Regions from separate parts of the Homo sapiens genome. Here region 2 is linked to region 1. A link is a loop called in an ENCODE intact Hi-C map of the cell type or tissue named here. Cell type or tissue: IMR-90. All regions are shown on one strand. Links, peaks and the distances in the headings refer to the core of each region. The heading gives the core; the rest is flanking DNA. Region 1 holds the start of SOST (sclerostin). Region 2 overlaps DHX8 (DEAH-box helicase 8).

Region 1 (8,692 bases), core at 513-8,512:
AGCTTTTTAAATAGCTGGTCGTCGTGTGAGTACCAGTCCACCCCCAAAGGTTTCATGGGGATAGTTCCAATGTGACAAGAAAGAATGAAAAATAGTCTTAAGACCAAACCAGAGAGGGGACAGAGAAGGCCACCCCCCACCCCCACTCTGAAGAGCAAGCACAGCAGGGGAGATGTGGCCACTGCCATCGTCTGGGGCTGCTTTCTGGTCTGTGGGCTGGTTTGCATCCTCACCTCTGCAGGGCTGGAATGTGTGTGTGGTCAGGGGGGCATTTGCCCAGGGAAGGGGGCATTTTGCGGCTTTTCGAGAATAGCGCCCCTAGGCCAGGCACTTCCTCTGCAGATCATGACTTTGTTTTGAGCATGTGGCTTCCTCAGGGGCTGTGGCCTCTCGTGGGAGTCCAGCAAGGTGGACATTTTGTGTTTGGGTTCCTTACAGCCCTTCAGGCAGTCGCTGGAGCCCAGCTGACCTTGCCTAGAAGGGGAGCTGTGGGGGGAGGCGCCCTTGTCCTCCATTTTGAAGACGGAGGGTCCTGGCTGGCCTCCCATGCAGTTGCCCTTTTTAGCACCCCATAGTCCCAACAGGTTGTGAGGCGGGGAGGGCTGGGGTCCAGGAGCCTGGGCAGTGGACTTCTCTGCCACCTGGATAATGGCCAGAGGACAGGGAAGCTCTTAGTCTGAAGTGTCATTTCAGACGCCCCCATGGCCTCAGGATTCCTGCCAATTATAGAGCCAGATGCACACTGTCACCTGGGCTTCTCTGTGCAGGCCTGACCAGGAACCCAGGGTTCCTCTTCCTTCTCCCTCCCCTGGAATGAGGCAAGGTTGGGACTGGGGTGGCTGCTGAGGACAGATGTCCCTACTCCTGCACAGAGGATGCTGCTCTCCCCTCCAGGGCCTGGACTCAGCTGCACCCATGTCAGGGGCTAAAACTGTGCCGAAAACTCCCATTCCTTCAAGTGCCAGCTCCCTGGGCAGGCCGTGGGCAATGCACACTGCAGGGGTGCCTCTCTGGCCTTCCTCCCCACTGCTTTGTGGAGATCTGTCCCCCACACCCCCCCACACACCAGGGCTATCTTGCAGTTGGATCAAACCAGGTTCACACCTCAGCTCTTCTCACTACCAAGTTACTGAGTGCCTGGAACCTGTTTCTTCCCCTTCGAGCTGGGGGTTCACCTCCTGGGGATTCCATGATGTGGGTCTGTGTGGTGGGGACAGCCACCACCAGCATAGAGTGTCCGGTGCCCCACAGGTGCTGTTCTGTGGATGGGAGGCTCCCTTACCTTGTTCCCTTCCCAGTGGTACCAGCAGCTGGACGTGGCTCCTATATTCCCAGGAGGAGATTCTTTGAAACCTTTTCTTTTCTGAGCCCCTGAGCCTGTTCTGATGCCCTGATGCCATACCCTCACCACCCCAGCGTCCTCCCTGCCCTGGGCTCTCACCAGCGTCTGTTGCCTCATGCCTCTGCACCTGAATTTGAAGGCTGCACCAGCGAGCCATTCTTCCCCCACCTCCAGGCAAGACTGTTCCTCGACCAGTGCTGGCAGAGGCCAGCAATCTTCACTGGGTCTACCCCAGTCTTCCAAGCCTCCCAAAGAGAAGTTTCTAAAACCTCCCCAGGATCTTTTACTAAGAATTCTCTCCTCCACCCCATACCTTTGGTCTCAAAGGGGTGGTGGGGAGGCCGCCCTCCGTTCTCCGCCCGGTTCATGGTCTTGTTGTTCTCCAGCTCCGGTGGAGGCTCGGGGTACTCTCCGAGCTCGGGGATGATTTCCGTGGCATCATTCTTGAACGCCTGCCACCCCTGGCCCTCCACTACACGGAAGGCTGTGTGTACCAGCAGGCAGACGAGACACAGGGCCAGTGGGAGCTGCATGGTACCAGCCAGAGGAGGGCACGCCACCTTCCAGTAGCACAGGCTCTGGTCTCCAGCCGAGACACGGTCGCCTTTTTAAAGCCCCTCTCTGCTTCATGCCAGCCAATGAGGACAGGCTGGGGCAGGGCTGGTCCCATGTTTCCCTCAGCCCCGGAGGGAGGGAAAGGGGTGTGCTCAGAGCAAACCCTCCCCAAAGACTTCTCCTCTAGCTCAGCAAACTTCCAAATTGCTGCTGGCACTCCCAGGTGACCCAGAGAGAGGGGGCGTGTGAGGCAAGGCCCAAGCCTGCTCTCCGGCACCTCCCACGTGCTGGCGGCTGTGGTTTTCAGATATCAAAATGAGCTCCGGCTTTTAATTGTCTGTCTCCCTGGGCCCTCGGGCATTCTCAAAACAAACTGTGGACCCGCTCAACAAAGAAAATGTGCAGTTCTGAGTGCTTCGCGGGGCTGAGCCCGGCCTATTCCATTTCTCAGGCCAAGTTCATTTGTCACCCCACCAACAAATGGCCCAAGGCGTTTCTGTTTGACCCCCATAGACCCAGCCAGAGGCAAAAAGATGCTTTTAAAGAAATCCCATTGGTCCCAACTCCACAAGTCTCAGCATTCATTGTCCTAACCAAGAAAGCCTCTCTTGGTATTCTCTGGAAGGCAAGAGAGAGAACTAGAGGGTCAGAGCAAGGGTGCCCGCTTGGGAGAGAGGGCAGGATTCTGGTTACAAATCGAGGATGCGCTGGTCACTCAGGCTCCTGTGGTGGACAGCACAGAGGAAATCCCAGCTCATGCTCCTCAGGGATCCTGTGCACTGTGACAGGCACTTCTGAGCCAGGGCACTCACTGTGGCTCGCAGGGTGATGTGCTGAAGACAGTCATTTCCCCAACCAGTCTGTGTGTGTGAGAAGACAACACCAAATTCCTTTCCTTAGCAAAAGCCACAGCCAGCGTTTTTAGTGCTGACATTTTATTTTCTTGTCTTCCAGCTGGTTACATTTTTCAAAAACAGTTTTGAGTCCTGTATGGAAAGCTTCATTGGTGCACACCACAGGATGTGTTCCATGAAGCCATCCCAGGACCAAGTGGTCACAAAGAAGCTAAGAGAAAATGCTGCCTTGGCCCTGCATATAATGAGCCACACAGGGCCGGGGCGGGGGGCGGGGGGGCAGGTAGAGGCGTGGGGGAGAAGGATTCACACCTGAGGTGCAAGAAGAGAAAGGAAGGCCAGAGGAATCTTTCATTGAAGACAGATTGTTTGAGGACAAGCAGCTCCTGTGAAGAGGCTGCCCAGATCCTCTGGTATTTTAACTGGGCAATGAATCAGCATGCCCCACCTGCAGAGCCTCTGCAAGTCCTTTGCCACCTGCCTCAACTTGCAAGTCGCTGTGTCCATCTGCAGCCGACTGTCCTCCTTTCCATCATCCATCATCCGACACATGAATGCAGCTGCTCTGACAGTTTTACAAGCCAGACAGAAGCCCCCTCAGGAAGGGCCCTCTCTGATACCTGCTTCCTAAGTCAGTTTCCTTCAGGGCAGATGAAAACAGCTGTGGCCATTGTTGGGGGTGATCTATCTCTCCCAGCAGAGCCGGTAGTGTTGTGAGAAGCTGGCCCTCCGCGCCACCTCCCCTTGTCTATGACCCTCCAGCCTCCTTTTCCCTTGCTCTGGAATGTGGACTGTTAACCCTCTCATGACCAGACGACTGCCTTCTTGCAATGGACTTGGGAGAGAGCAGTTCTGATGCCTGGGTTCCTTGAGCAGGTAGGATGGATGCTTATAGCCCCACCTGCTGTTGGGAGCGGCTGGACCGTCTGCATTAAACAGAGGCAGTGGGATTCATCCCTGGAACGCGTCTGCCACCTGCTGGAGACAAAAGGAGGGGTGACTGCAGGATGGCAAGTCTCAGGACTGGACGTGATTTCCTTTCCTTTCCTTTCCTTATTTGGAAGTGAAGTAATATTAAAAGGAAAAAGAAGAATCCAGTGGACTTGAACCTCTAAATGATCCACACCCCTCTGAATGGCTCAGCGAGAACCTGCTGTGACATCTTCTGCTGTTTCATTTAATGTTAAGTCATTGACAGCTGTTTATTTTTACTCAGTCCACAAACTTGTCATTGTTCACAGTACTCCCTGGAATTAAACCCCCAGGGTTTTAGCTGATTCCTATTGTGAGTAGTTTAGGTTATTTCCAATTTTTTTTCCTATTTCCAGCAGGGTTGCTATGAACATCCTTGTACGGCTGAAATTTTTTTTTTTTTCTTTTTTTGGCAGATTCTCTCTGTGGCCCAGGCTGCAGTGCAGTGGCACAATCTTGGCTCACTGCAACCTCCACCTCCTGGGTTCAAGCAATTCTCCTGCCTCAGCCTCCCGAGTAGCTGGGATTACAGGAATGCACCACCACGCCCGGCCAATTTTGTATTTTTAGTAGAGACGGGGGTTTCTCCATGTTACTCAGGCTGGTCTCGAACTTCTGACCTCGGGTGATCTGCCCAACTCGGCCTCCCAAGGTGCTGGGGATTAGAGGCATGAGCCACAATGCCCGGCCTCAGAGTAATTTTTTAAATTAAAATTTTAAAATGTGGATATAATTATAAATTTAAATATACTTATAAGAAATAAAAGCCTGGGCAACATGGTGAGGCCTAGTCTCTACAAAAAATTTAAAAATTAGCTGGGCATGGGGTCGCACGCCTGTGGTCTTAGCTACTTGGGAGGCTGAGGTGGGAGGTTCACTTGAGGTTGAGGTCGAGGCTGCAGTGAGCCATACTTGGGCCACTGCACTCCAGCCTGGATGACAGAGTGAGACCCCGTCTCAAAAAATAAAAATAAAAAAAAGAAAATGCAGACTCCGTGTATCCTTTATCCAGTTTCCCACAACAATAACACCTTGCGAAACTATAGGACAATATCACAACTAGGATATTGATATTGACACAATTTACCAATCTTACCCACATCTCCCGTGGTTTAACCTCTACTGTGTGCGTGCACACGCATTCACGTGTGTGTATACTTAGTTCTATGCAATCTTGTCACGGGTAAATTTGGGGATCCACCACAGTCAAGATAAAGCACAGCTCTGTGACCACAAGTCTTTCTCCTGTTGCCCACCTCCTTCCCTCCTTTTCCCTCCCTCCCACAACTAACCCCTGGCAACTACTCATCTAATCTCCATTTCTGTCATTTTTTTTTTTCACTTCAAAATTGTTACATAAATGCGGCCAGGTGCGGTGGCTCACTCATGTAATCCCAGCACTTTGGGAAGCCAAGGCAGGCAGATCACTTGAGGTCAGGAGTTCGAGACCAGCCTGGCCAACATGGCGAAACCCTGTCTCTACTAAAAATACAAAAATTAGCTGGGCATGGTGGCACGCACCTGTAATCCCAGCTACTTGGGAAGCTAAGGCAAGAGAATCGCTTGAACTCAGGAGGCGGAAGTTGCAGTGAGCTGAGATCGCGCCACTGTGCTCCAGCCTGGGTGACAGAGTGAGACTGTCTCAAAAAAAAAAAAAAAGGTTATATAAATGGAATCAATTAGTATGTAGCCTTTGGGGATTTTTTTTTCACTCAGCATTATTTCCATTATCCAAGTTGTACATATCAGTAACATGTTCCTTTTTCTTTTCTTTTTTTTTTTTTTGGCTGAGTAGTATTCCACAAAGTTTAAAAAAACAAAACAAAACTTTAGAGTTATTTCTGGAAGTGAATGCTGTGTCTGAGGGAGTGTGAAGAGTTTGGTGGTCTGATGAGGGTATTGCAGGGCTGTTTTCCAGAAAAAGCCCAGTCCCCGCCCTCACCTGCAAAATAGAGGCTCCCATAGGTGGTACTTTGATGAGGCTGCCGTAACTAAGTACCACAAATTGGGTGGCATAAACAACAGAAGTCGTCTCACAGAGCTGGAGGTTAGGAGTGCAAGTTCAAGACATTGGCAGAGTTGGTTCCTTCGAGGACAGCGAGGAAGGCCTTTTACCTGCCTTCTGCTGGCTGCTGACAAGCTGTGGCATTCACTGGCTTGCAGAAGTGTCACCCCCAATCCCTGCCTTCATCTTCACATGGTGTTCTCTCTGTGTTCGAATTTTCCCTTTTTTCTAAGGAGGTCAGGCATATTAGATTAGGCCCAGCCTAATGACCTCATCTTAACGAGTTACATCTGTAATAGCCCTATTTCCAAATAAGGTCACATTCTCAGGTACTGTGACTTAGGACTTCAATATATGCATTTGGGAGGAATGCAGTTCAACCCATAAATAAGACTGTCAACACTGGGTTTGGGATGTTGATTTTTTTTTTTTTTTTTTTTTTTTTTTTTGAGACAGAGTCTCGCTCTGTCACCCAGGCGGGAGTGCAGTGGTGTGATCTTGGCTCATATAACCTCCACCTCCTGGGTTCAAGCAGTTCTCCTGCCTCAGCCTCCCGAGTAGCTAGGACTACAGACTCCCGCCACCACACCCAGCTAATTTTTGCATTTTTTTTATTTGTTTTGTAGAGATGGGGTTTCGCCATGTCGGCCAGGCTGGTCTTGAACTCCTGACATCAGGTGTTCCCACAATCCCATAAAGTGCTGGGATTGCAGGCGGGAGCCACCGCACCCAGCCGATTTTTTTAAACATTGAATTTAACAGTTGAAACTTAATTTCCAGAAAAGCTGCTTTTCCATGTGATTATTTACCAGCTTTTGTTTCTGTCGAGTTGCTTCTTCCGATGTTCACTCGCCAAACGTTTAATAAAGCAAGGGGGACACGCACTCCCTCTCCAGGAGCTCGCATACCATGGAAGAAATAATTTCCGCATCCAAACAACTCCACTACCAGATGGAAGGTGATCAATGCCACTGAAAAAAAGGTTCAGATGCTTTTTTCTAAAAAAAACTTTATTTTTTTTCTGGAGCACTTTTAGGTTCACAGCAAAACTGAGTGGATGGTACAGAGATTTCTCATTTATGTCCTGTGCCCACACATGTACAGCTGCCCCCGTTATCAACATCCCGCCACCAGAGTGGTGCATTTGCTATGATTGATGAGCCTACATGACACATCATTATCACCTGAAGTCCATGGTTTACATCACAGCACTAGTGTTGTACATCCTATGGCTTTGGACAAATGTATAATGACATACATCTACCATTATAGTATCATACAGATGGGCAGTATTTTCATTGTCCAAAAAAACTATCTGCTCTGCCTATTCATCCCTCCCCGACTTTCCCCAACCCCTGGCAACCACTGATCTTTTTACTGTACCTTTATTTTTGCCTTTTCCAGGATGTCATATAGAGTTGGAATATACCCATACATAGTCTTTTCAGATTGGCTTCTTTCAGTTAGTAATATTCATTTGGGGTTCCTCCATGTCTTTTCATGGCATGAACAGCTTATTTTTTTTTTTTAGCACTGAGTAATACTCCATCGTCTTGATGTATCACGGTTTATCTAGTCACCTACTGTCATCTACTGAAGGACATCTTGGTTGCTTTCAAGCTCTGGCAATTATTAATAGAGGTGGTATAAACATTTTGTACAGGTTTTTTGTTTTGTTTTGTCTTAAGACGGAGTCTTACTCTGTCTCCCAGGCTGGGGTGCAGTGCCGTGATCTCAGCTCACTGCAACCTCCGCCTCCTGGGTTCAAGTGATTCTCCTGGCTCAGCCTCCCGAGTAGGTGGGATTACAGGTGAGCACCACCACACCTGGCTAATTTTTGTATTTTTAGTAGAGAAGGGGTTTCCCCATGTTGGCCAGTATGGTCTCAAACTCCTAACCTCAAGTGATCTGCCCACCTCAGCCTCCCAAAGTGCTGGGATTACAGGCATGAGCCACCATGCCCAGCTGTGTGCAGGTTTTTATACGAACGTTAAGTTTTCAAATCATTTGAATAAATACCAAGGAGCATGACTGCTGGATTGTGCAATAAAAGTATGTGTAGTTTTGCAAGAAACTAAACTGCAAACTGTCCTCCAAAGTGGCTGTACCATTTTGCATTCCCCACTGAAACAAAGAGTTCCTGTTGTTCCACATCCTCACCAGATGCATTTTTTCAAAAGGACAATTTTCTTATGGGCCTTCAAAGGAGAGAACAATCTCTTTCCCCTGGGGAGGATCTGGGATCCTTATGGTAAGATGTGGCATTTGGACCAGACTTTGAATGACAGGCCAAATTTGGAAAGTATATTATGCTCCTTTGACTCCTTGGGATCATAGAATCTTTGATCTGGAAGGACTCTCAAAGGTCATCCGGTTTCATTCTCTACTTGGTTCTGGAGGAGGCCCCTATCTCTAATTAATGGAAACTGAGGATTCTCCTTATTGGCTGCATTTTAAAACAGATTTTGCTCCCACTTGTAGGTGGTAAAAAGGAAATATCTGGATTAGGAGGGCAAACTTCTGCTTTTAGGCAGTACCCTGCATTGAGGGATGTCCAAATCACCTTGTCTTTATTTACACATCCATACACAATGGAATGCTATGTAGCTGTTAAGATGAAGGGGGTAGAACAATAAAAACAATAACCATAATATAAGCTAAGCAAAACAAACAACAAAGCAGAGATATCTCTGTATATACACACGTATGCACATATGTGTGCTTATATATGCTTGACATTTTCCTTTAAGGATATGATGCTTATGGGGAGACAGATTGAAGGAGCAAGTGACTCACTTTTCCGTATAAGCCTTTTGCATTGTTTAAGTGTATTACTATGTACATATAGTATTATTTTTAATGAAAAATTTTTTAAAAATTATACTTAAAAACTTTTACCTGTTTTATATTTTAGTGCTCTGCCTTAAGATTTTGTGTAGAACCATAAAGATTACATTGTCAGAG
Region 2 (8,692 bases), core at 233-8,232, 240 kb before region 1:
CCTGGGCTCATGCAATCTGCCCACCTTGGCCTCCCAAAGTGCTGGGATTATAGGCATAAGCCACGACGCTTGGCCTGCAAACATAATTTTTAAAATGACTGCAGAGTCATCATTGGGATGATTGACGTAATATGTTTATTTCACTTACATTTTTGGTCATAACTGTGGGGATGGTGTTCTGTCATCTTGTTTTATGCTTTCTCTTTTATATTGCGCCACACTATTTTGAAGATATATGTCTCAGATCTGTATAATATTTCTTCCATTAACCCTGCTTGTATTGCCTCCCTCGAACAAACTTCCCCGAAGTGCTGAGTATGGAGAGGGGAAGATAAGAGCATTGGTAGTCTTGGAAATGGTCCCAAAGGAAGTGAAATCAACCCCATTTCTGATTTTGCCAGTTGTTAATTGTCCCCCTTTTAACAGATATCCTGGGTAAAGCTGTTAAGCAGTGTTTAACAGATATGTTGCTTTTATATGCCCACCCCTCTAGGCTCAGGCAAAGCAACGAGCTGGCAGAGCTGGGAGAACAGGCCCAGGGAAGTGTTACAGGTTGTACACAGAACGTGCCTACCGAGATGAAATGCTGACCACCAACGTGCCGGAAATCCAGAGAACCAACTTAGCAAGCACAGTGCTGTCACTCAAGGTAGAAATCACTGTCTTGTTAAAATGGGTTGGTGGAACAGTCCAATCCTGGCCTTCATAAATGAATTTCAGTTTTATGAACCTTGTTAAATACTTTAGTAACCTCATGAAAGCAGTCCCTTTGAGTGAAATGCAAATGGCTGTGATAACAGCCTCTCACGGCAGGTCTGGGGCTAAGTTGGCATGTCTGCTGTGAACACACATTTTTTCTTACCATAACAACCAGCAGGATATTAGGTTGTAAAAGGTTCTAGTTAGGAGCATTTTCTAAAAGGAAATTAGAAAAATATAATCAATGCCAAACTGTGGACACACACACCTAACCTCAACCACTTTAGCGCTCAGATCCAATTCTGTTCTTTTAGAACGAGAGAAAACCCCCTGTTCAAAAACTTTGCAAGGGAACTGTCAGTACAGATTTCAGACTGGCTCTCAGGGGCTTGGTTTTCATTCTGAATCATTGTTCTTCCTCTCTCAGTCCCCAGTGAGGACTTCATTCTCTTTTGGCAGGAGGAGCTGTATGAGTAATTTCCCAGCTGATGGCGTTTCCCCCGACACTGATGCTACCCTGGAGCCCTGGTACTTTCTGGTGCAGAGTGCTCTGTTGTCATTTATTATTTATTCCCTGTCAAAGAGGCTAAAACAGAGCTTTGGAAAGAAAAAAGAAACCTACTCCAGTCTCTGAAGTGCCAACAGAGAGGCATCTGTGGCTTGGACTTCAGCTCCAAACTGCGACTTTGGGCAAGTTTATTTACTTTGCCCTCTGCTCTGTGTTCTGCTCTGAAAAAGGGGCTGTTAATAGTATTTGTTGGAAAGATAAGTGAGATAATGTAGGTAAAGGCACTTGGCACAGTGCTTGATGATTGCTAACATAATTCATCATAGTTATTATTCACACAATAAACATTTATTGAACACCTGCTGTGTTTATGGTCACAATCACTTTATGAGAAAGAAATAGAAAGCTTAGGTCCTACCACATCACACTTTATATACACTTGAATCGTGCATCATTCAGTCGTTTCTTTTATTCATCGAATTAGCTAATGTATTGAACACATGCTACATGCCAGGCATGTAGATTGCACTGTGGTGGTTTTGTGAACATAGTTTTTACCCAGTGTGAACTCTCTGAAAGCAGGGGCCATATCCTGGCCATCTTTATATCCCTCCCACCTAACATGGTATGAGATCCCTCATAGATATATAGTAGAAATGATGTATGCAAGAGACAGGACAAGTTGGTAGACTATATTATTATTATTATTATTGTAAAATACATAACAACATTTACTATTGTAAGCTTTTTAAAGTATACAATTCAGTGGCATTAAATACATTCAAGATGTTGTACAACCATCACCAACATCCATTTCCAGAACTTTTTCATTGTCCCAAACAGAAACTCTGTACCCATTAAACAGTAACTCCCCTTTCCCCCTTCCTCTATCCCTTGGTAACTACTCTTCTACTTTTTACCTCTCTGAATTTGTCTATTCTAGATAGCCTCATTTAAGTGGAATCATACAATATTCTTTTGTATCTGACCTGTTTCTCTTAGAATAATGTTTTCAAGATTTATTCATGTTATTTTCAAGGTTTATCCATTTATTTCATTCCTTTCTAAGGGTGAATAGTATTCTGTTGTATGTATATACCACATTTTGTTTATCCATTCATCAGCAGATGGACATTTGGATTGTTTCTACCTTTTGGCTATTATCAATAATGCTGCTGTGAACATTAGTGTGCAGGTATCTGTTTGAGTCTGCTTTCAGTTCTTTTGGATATATACCTAGAAGTGTAATTGCTGGGTCATGTGCTAATTCTGTATTTAGCCTATTAAGGAACCACCAAACTTTTCTACAGTGGCTGCAACATCTTACATTCCCACCAGCAATGCATGAGGTTTCTGATACCTCCCGTCCTCACTGACATTTGTTAGTTTCTGTTTTTTAAAAAAATTATAGCCATCCTAGTGGGTATGAAGTGATATTTCATTGTAGTTTTGATTTGCATTTCCCTAATTACTACTGATGTTGTGCATCTGTGCATCTTTTTATGTGCTTGTTGGCCATTTGTATATCTTCTTTGAAGAAATGTCTATTCAAGCTCTGTGCCTATTTTTTAAATTGAGTTGTTTGTCCTTTTGCTGTTGAGTTGTACATATTGTCATTTTGAGAGAGTGTTAGGGTTTTTTGTTTTTTTTTTTCTTGGAAGACGTTTTATCATGTTGCCTAGGCTGGTCTCAACTCCCGGACTCAAGCGATTCTCCCTCCTTGGCCTCCCAAACTGCTGAGATTACAGGTGTGAGCCACCATGCCCAACTGAGAGAATATTTTCAAAAAGTTTCCTGAGAAATTATGTGCTTTCCTTTGGGAGGCCGAGGCAGGCGGATCACTTGAGGTCAGGAGTTCAAGACCAGCCCAGCCAACATGGTAAAACGCCATCTCTACTGAAAATACAAAAATTAGCTGGGCATGATGGCGGGTGCCTATAATCCCAGCTACTTGGGATGCTGAGGCAGAAGAATCGCTTGAACGTAGGAGGTGGAGGTTGCAGTGAGCTGAGATTGGGCCACTGCACTCCAGCCTGGGTGACAGAGTGAGACTCTGTCTCAAGTATGTGCTTTCTATTATAATAGTCTGAGTTTTATGTGGCCCAGCCCTGGAAGTTACCGCCAGTCTCACCGGTGGCTTCCTAATTGCAATTGAAGAAATGGGAAATAAAGTAACAAGTAGCTTCCCCACATGCTGACACTGGCTAGACTGACCCTCTTATCACATGCCTTCTTCCTTTCTGTTCTAGGCCATGGGTATCAATGATCTGCTGTCCTTTGATTTCATGGATGCCCCACCTATGGAAACTTTGATCACAGCCATGGAGCAGCTGTACACACTGGGGGCCCTGGATGACGAGGGCCTGCTCACTCGCTTGGGCCGCCGGGTAAGGGACAGACTCAACTTCCTGTGCTTTTGGGAAGATTCCCTGGTCAGCCTTTCACATCCTTCGGTCTGTACAAAATCAGGCTGAGGCCGTGGATAAGCTTTGAGTAAAATTCTAAATGTTTGTTTTTAACCTGAATTTCTCCACTGTCACTTTAAACTGTTTCTTCTTTATACAAAAAGGTGTTCTGTTCATAATTTTGCCTGAGGATGTATTACTGAATGTAGCCTTAATTAGAAACGGCATCTGCAAAATTCTCATCTACCCCAACAGTAGTTATATGCTTGGTCACATACATCCCGTTGGAGTTTATTTGGGAAAAGAATAAACAACAGCATTCTTCTGATAGAGAAAGGCATCCCAAGGCATCATTATGCTTTGGGAAAATCTGTGTTGTTACCCACTCTGACCAAGGTCTTGCTCTGGTGAATCCAAATGTGTCTTCCACAGGGAAGCAGTTGTAGTCTTTTTTTGTCCCTCTAGATGGCAGAGTTCCCTCTGGAGCCAATGCTATGCAAAATGCTCATCATGTCTGTGCATCTGGGCTGCAGTGAGGAAATGCTGACCATTGTATCCATGCTGTCTGTGCAGAACGTCTTCTATAGGCCCAAGGTAGGAAGTTCAGATCCAAGTTTAGATGGGGGTGCCATGAAGTTGGGGTAGTTGGCCTGTTGCCATTCCAATGCTTGATGTGGACTTTTTTTTTTTTTTTTTTTTTTTTGAGATGGAGTCTCACTCTGTTGCCCAGGCTGGAGTGCAGTGGAATGATCTTGCAATCTCTACCTCCCGGGTTCAAGCAGTTCTCCTGCCTCAGCCTCCAGAGCAGCTGGGATTACAGGCGTGCGCCACCGTGTGCTGCTAATTTTTGTATTTTTAGTAGAGACAGGGTTGCACCATGTTGGCCAGGCTGGTCTCAAACTCCTGGCCTCAAGTGATCCTCTTGCCTCAGTTTCCCAAAATGCTGGGATTACAGGCCTGAGCCATCATGCCTAGCCTGATGTGGACACTTTTGATAGGGTCTTGTAGGGCTCCCTAGAATTGCTCCATGTTCAGTTAGTAGCTGTTGAGTCGGAAATGTTCCTCTGTCCCACTGCTTGGCAGGATAAACAAGCCCTTGCAGATCAGAAGAAGGCCAAATTCCACCAGACTGAAGGGGACCACCTCACCCTGCTAGCTGTGTACAACTCCTGGAAGAACAACAAGTTCTCCAACCCATGGTGCTATGAGAACTTTATCCAGGCTCGTTCCCTGCGCCGGGCCCAGGACATTCGCAAGCAGATGTTAGGCATAATGGACAGGTAAGCTGGAATCTGATGACTCTGCATGTTTGAGTTGAACCACCTTGAGTATCATGTCTTTTCATCTCTGTGTGTACCTATAAAGCTATAGGCACCTTTTCTCTTGCTCCTCACATAACCCTTTTCCTCCAGCTTTTCCATCTTTGTTATATTCCTTCTCCCCAAGTAAGGGTATGCCTGAGAATTACCTCAGATACCTAAGAGGAAGATTATCTGTTAGTTGTTGAAAAAAATGCTCTTTGTTTGCAACCCTCTGGAACATTATTACTGTGGAATTGAATACCTGTCTAAACAAAGTGTCTGTCTCTGAGTGCCTCCGTCTGCCCACTGTGTAGAGCTGCCTCTGTAGTACACTTAGGGCTGGAAGGAAGGTCCTGGTGACTACTCTGGGCACCCCAAGATGGATGTGTTGGGCACTGTCATTGTGAAAATAGACCTGTGAAAGCTGAGTGGGCTCATATCTTTTGTCCTATCTTGATAGACACAAGCTGGATGTTGTTTCCTGTGGCAAGTCCACAGTCCGAGTGCAGAAGGCCATCTGCAGTGGGTTCTTCCGTAATGCTGCCAAGAAAGACCCGCAGGAGGGTTACCGGACACTGATCGACCAGCAGGTGGTCTATATCCATCCTTCCAGTGCCCTCTTCAACAGACAGCCAGAATGGTAGGTGGACATGTCCCAGGGTCTAGGGGCTTTTCTGGGCAGAGAAAAACCTGTAAATTTCCTGGTATTTTGTGATTGTGTCTTCACTACTCCCAGTATGTCCTAGTATAACACTGCTTGCCTTTCTAGAGCAGCAGAAACCTGAATTAGGCACAATGTATCAAACCCTATGAGAGAATTAAAATCATAGGGGTGAGACCTAGTTGAAAAAAAAAATTGTGGTTTAAAAAACTACGTAGTGGCCAGGCACAGTGGCTCATGCCTGTAATCCCAGCACTTTGGGAGGCTGAGGTGGGCAGATCAGCCGAGGTCGGGAGTTCAAGACCAGCCTGACCAACATGGAGAAACCCTGTCTCTACTAAAAATACAAAATTAGCCAGGTATGGTGGCGCATGCCTGTAATCCCAGCTACTTGGGAGGCTGAGACAGGACAATCGCTTGAACCCAGGAGGTGGAGGTTGCAGTGAGCCGAAATCACCCATTGCACTCCAGCCTGGGCAACAAGAGCGAAACTCCATCTCAAAAAAAAAAAAAAAAAAAAACCAACTACCTAGGGGCTAGGCATGGTGGCTCACGTCTGTAATCCCAGCACTTTGGGAGGCCGAGGCAGGTGGATCACCAGAGGTCAGGAATTCCAGGCCAACCTGACCAACATAGTGAAACCATGTCTCTACTAAAAATACAAAGTTAGCCAGGCGTGGTGGCAGGCACCTGTAATCCCAGCTACTTGGGAGGCTGAGACATGAGAATAGCTTGAACCCGGGAGGCAGAGGTTGCAGTGAGCTGAGATTGTGCCATTGTACTCCAGCCTGGGAGACAGAGTGAGACTCCGTCCCAAAAAAAAAAAAAAAAAGAAAGAAAAAAACAACTACCTAGTGATGTAGTTTAAAAAAAAAAACTTGTTTTAAAGTAGCATTTTTAAAAAATTGGACTCTATCTAGAACCCTAATATAAAACTGATTTAAAACCACCATGTTATCACAGTAGAAGGGTTAGAAATGTGGCTCCTTGCATGTTTGGCCTTCTCCATCCCTTGTGGCAGTGTGAGGCCCCTCTTCAGAGCCCTAGAATTCTGTGGAAACATTCTAATAAACATCCTCACATTTTATAGAGCAAGAAACAGATTAGAGAAGGGATGTGATTGGCTCCATGTCACTTAACTAGTTAGAGCCAGAGCCAGGACTAGAATACATTCTCCTGAGACCTTTCTTGTGGTTAGAGGTGTGCGGGTGCTTCAGTATTGGGGTGTGGCTGTCATAAACAGACTGCAGTCTTATAGGTGTCAGGCAGGAGAGGTAATAGTATAAAATGTAAGCTCAGCTGAGGCCTACTAGGGACCAGGTTGACTGTAGAGTGGGGCCTATATCCAGAGGCTTGAGTACTATCTCTGTCCCCCCTCAGGGTGGTGTACCATGAGCTGGTGCTCACCACCAAGGAATACATGCGTGAAGTTACCACCATCGACCCTCGGTGGCTTGTGGAGTTTGCCCCAGCCTTCTTCAAGGTCTCAGACCCAACTAAGCTAAGCAAACAGAAGAAGCAACAGCGTCTTGAACCCTTGTACAACCGCTATGAGGAACCCAATGCCTGGAGAATATCTCGAGCTTTCCGACGGCGCTGAAAGGCAAGATTGTTCCTTTGCCTCTCCAGCAGCAGTAGCCAGGGCTTGGACTTATCGATGACAGGCTGGTCCTGAGGATACAGCTGTCCCGTGACTGACTGTCTTAACTGAGCATTTTCTCAACTCGACTCTCATTTCTTCCCTGCTGGTAAAATAGAAACAGGGATTTAAACCTGGCTTTGGCAAGAGCCTGCAGCCTCCATCACCCCAAGTCCTTGGGCCCAGTTGGGAGCTCATATCTAACACAGAGACACATTGCATCAACTTCAAGAAAGGGACAATTTGTGCAGCTCCAGGATGGGAAGGTGGAGTGGGTGAGCATCTTGTGCAGGGACATGGTGAGTGCCCTGATGCCCCAGCTAGCAGGAGCTACTGTGCTCATCTAAAGTGTTTGCCCCACTTCCCACCCCGTCTCCAGCCCCTGTACTTTGGCTTGACCTCGTGGAAATATTTATTTTCTTAAGGAAACAAAAATGGTTTTCTGTGACTGTTTTCTTTTAGCCGAAAGGTTAGGATATTGGCCTGGGCTCAGGGTGAGGGAGATTTAGTATCTGTGCTCTGGCACACATGATGAGAATCCCCTGAATCCCCTGAAACCAGAACGCAGGGCCTCTTTGCGCTCGGAAACGACGTACAACCCAGACTTCCAGCCTTGTCTTTCAGCATCAGCACTAGCCGGGCCGTGCTGGGGGATCACCCGATGATCAACCATGTCCTCTCCACAGAGCACTTCAGTCTGGAGGCCTGAGTGGCTACAGATGGCACATATTAAATACAGAAGGTTTCCCCTTGCTCCCTCCACCTCCCACATTCGCAATGTGCAGCATGTCCCATTTCCTTTTGAAACATACTAAGTAACAACACAGCTTTTATTTTATTTTGTTTTTATTTTTTTCCCCTGAGGTCCTGGATGGACTTTAACAAAGGGATTTTATGGTCAAAACCTCCCTTTCCCCACTCCAAACAGAAAACAAACATAACACCTCTCCTCTCAGCTGGTTTGTGCTGCCAGTATCTGTGCTGCAGGGCTTGTTCTTAGTGGTTTTTTCCTAGCACTTGCTTGGAGAATAGCCACCTCCTTGTGCCCTCCTCACAGCTCCTGAGGAGGGTTTTTTTTTTTTCTTCCCATAGAGATGGGTTCCCACTGTGCTGCCCAGGCTGCTCTCCAATCCCTGGCGTCAAGCAATCCTCCTGCCTCTGCCTCCCAAAGCGCTGGGATTACAGTTGAGAGCCACTGTCCTCTGCACTGAGGAGGCTCCTTACCTGGCGGAACATCAGGCAGGTCTTGCCAGGCCAGGTTTCGGAACTTACGGAAAGCTGGTCTGGATGTAGTGCTTGTAGAGAAGCTTCTGAGAGATTGGGCACATCCTGTTACGTTGCTGCTTCTCCTGTCCTTATGTTATTAGTAAGTTCTGAAGTGATGTAAATGCTAGAACTACTGTAGAACTGTATGCCAGACACTAAGAGAGACTATGTAACATTCCAGGATATAAAGGAATGTATGTTGTCACTGGGCAG

What was found. Peaks named below come from ENCODE experiments on the same cell type or tissue, not always from the same donor. Only the 100,000 strongest peaks of a DNase experiment are listed, where the experiment ranks them.
Region 2: a loop joins it to region 1, with 8 times the contacts of the local background. A loop is called at or near these places in 6 of 110 quality-filtered maps.

Annotation. Positions count from the first base shown.
Region 1 is chr17:43,756,867-43,765,558 of GRCh38, forward strand. It overlaps SOST (sclerostin), which reads right to left and starts at 1,925. Exons shown (of 2, transcript NM_025237.3): 1 at 1,656-1,925. The coding sequence starts at 1,875. RefSeq lists a silencer at 3,575-3,869. In IMR-90, for the core only: a CTCF peak has its summit at 3,701 (motif pointing left); a DNase peak (open chromatin) is centred at 3,715; H3K27me3 peaks cover 2,327 bases.
Region 2 is chr17:43,516,674-43,525,365 of GRCh38, forward strand. DHX8 (DEAH-box helicase 8) reads left to right here. Exons shown (of 23, transcript NM_004941.3): 18 at 494-649; 19 at 3,457-3,594; 20 at 4,078-4,206; 21 at 4,696-4,892; 22 at 5,374-5,553; 23 at 6,955-8,692. The coding sequence ends at 7,174. Among named protein-coding and RNA genes, the nearest start is that of ETV4, 25 kb to the right of the region's middle. In IMR-90, for the core only: a CTCF peak has its summit at 4,083; DNase peaks (open chromatin) are centred at 1,148 and 4,098.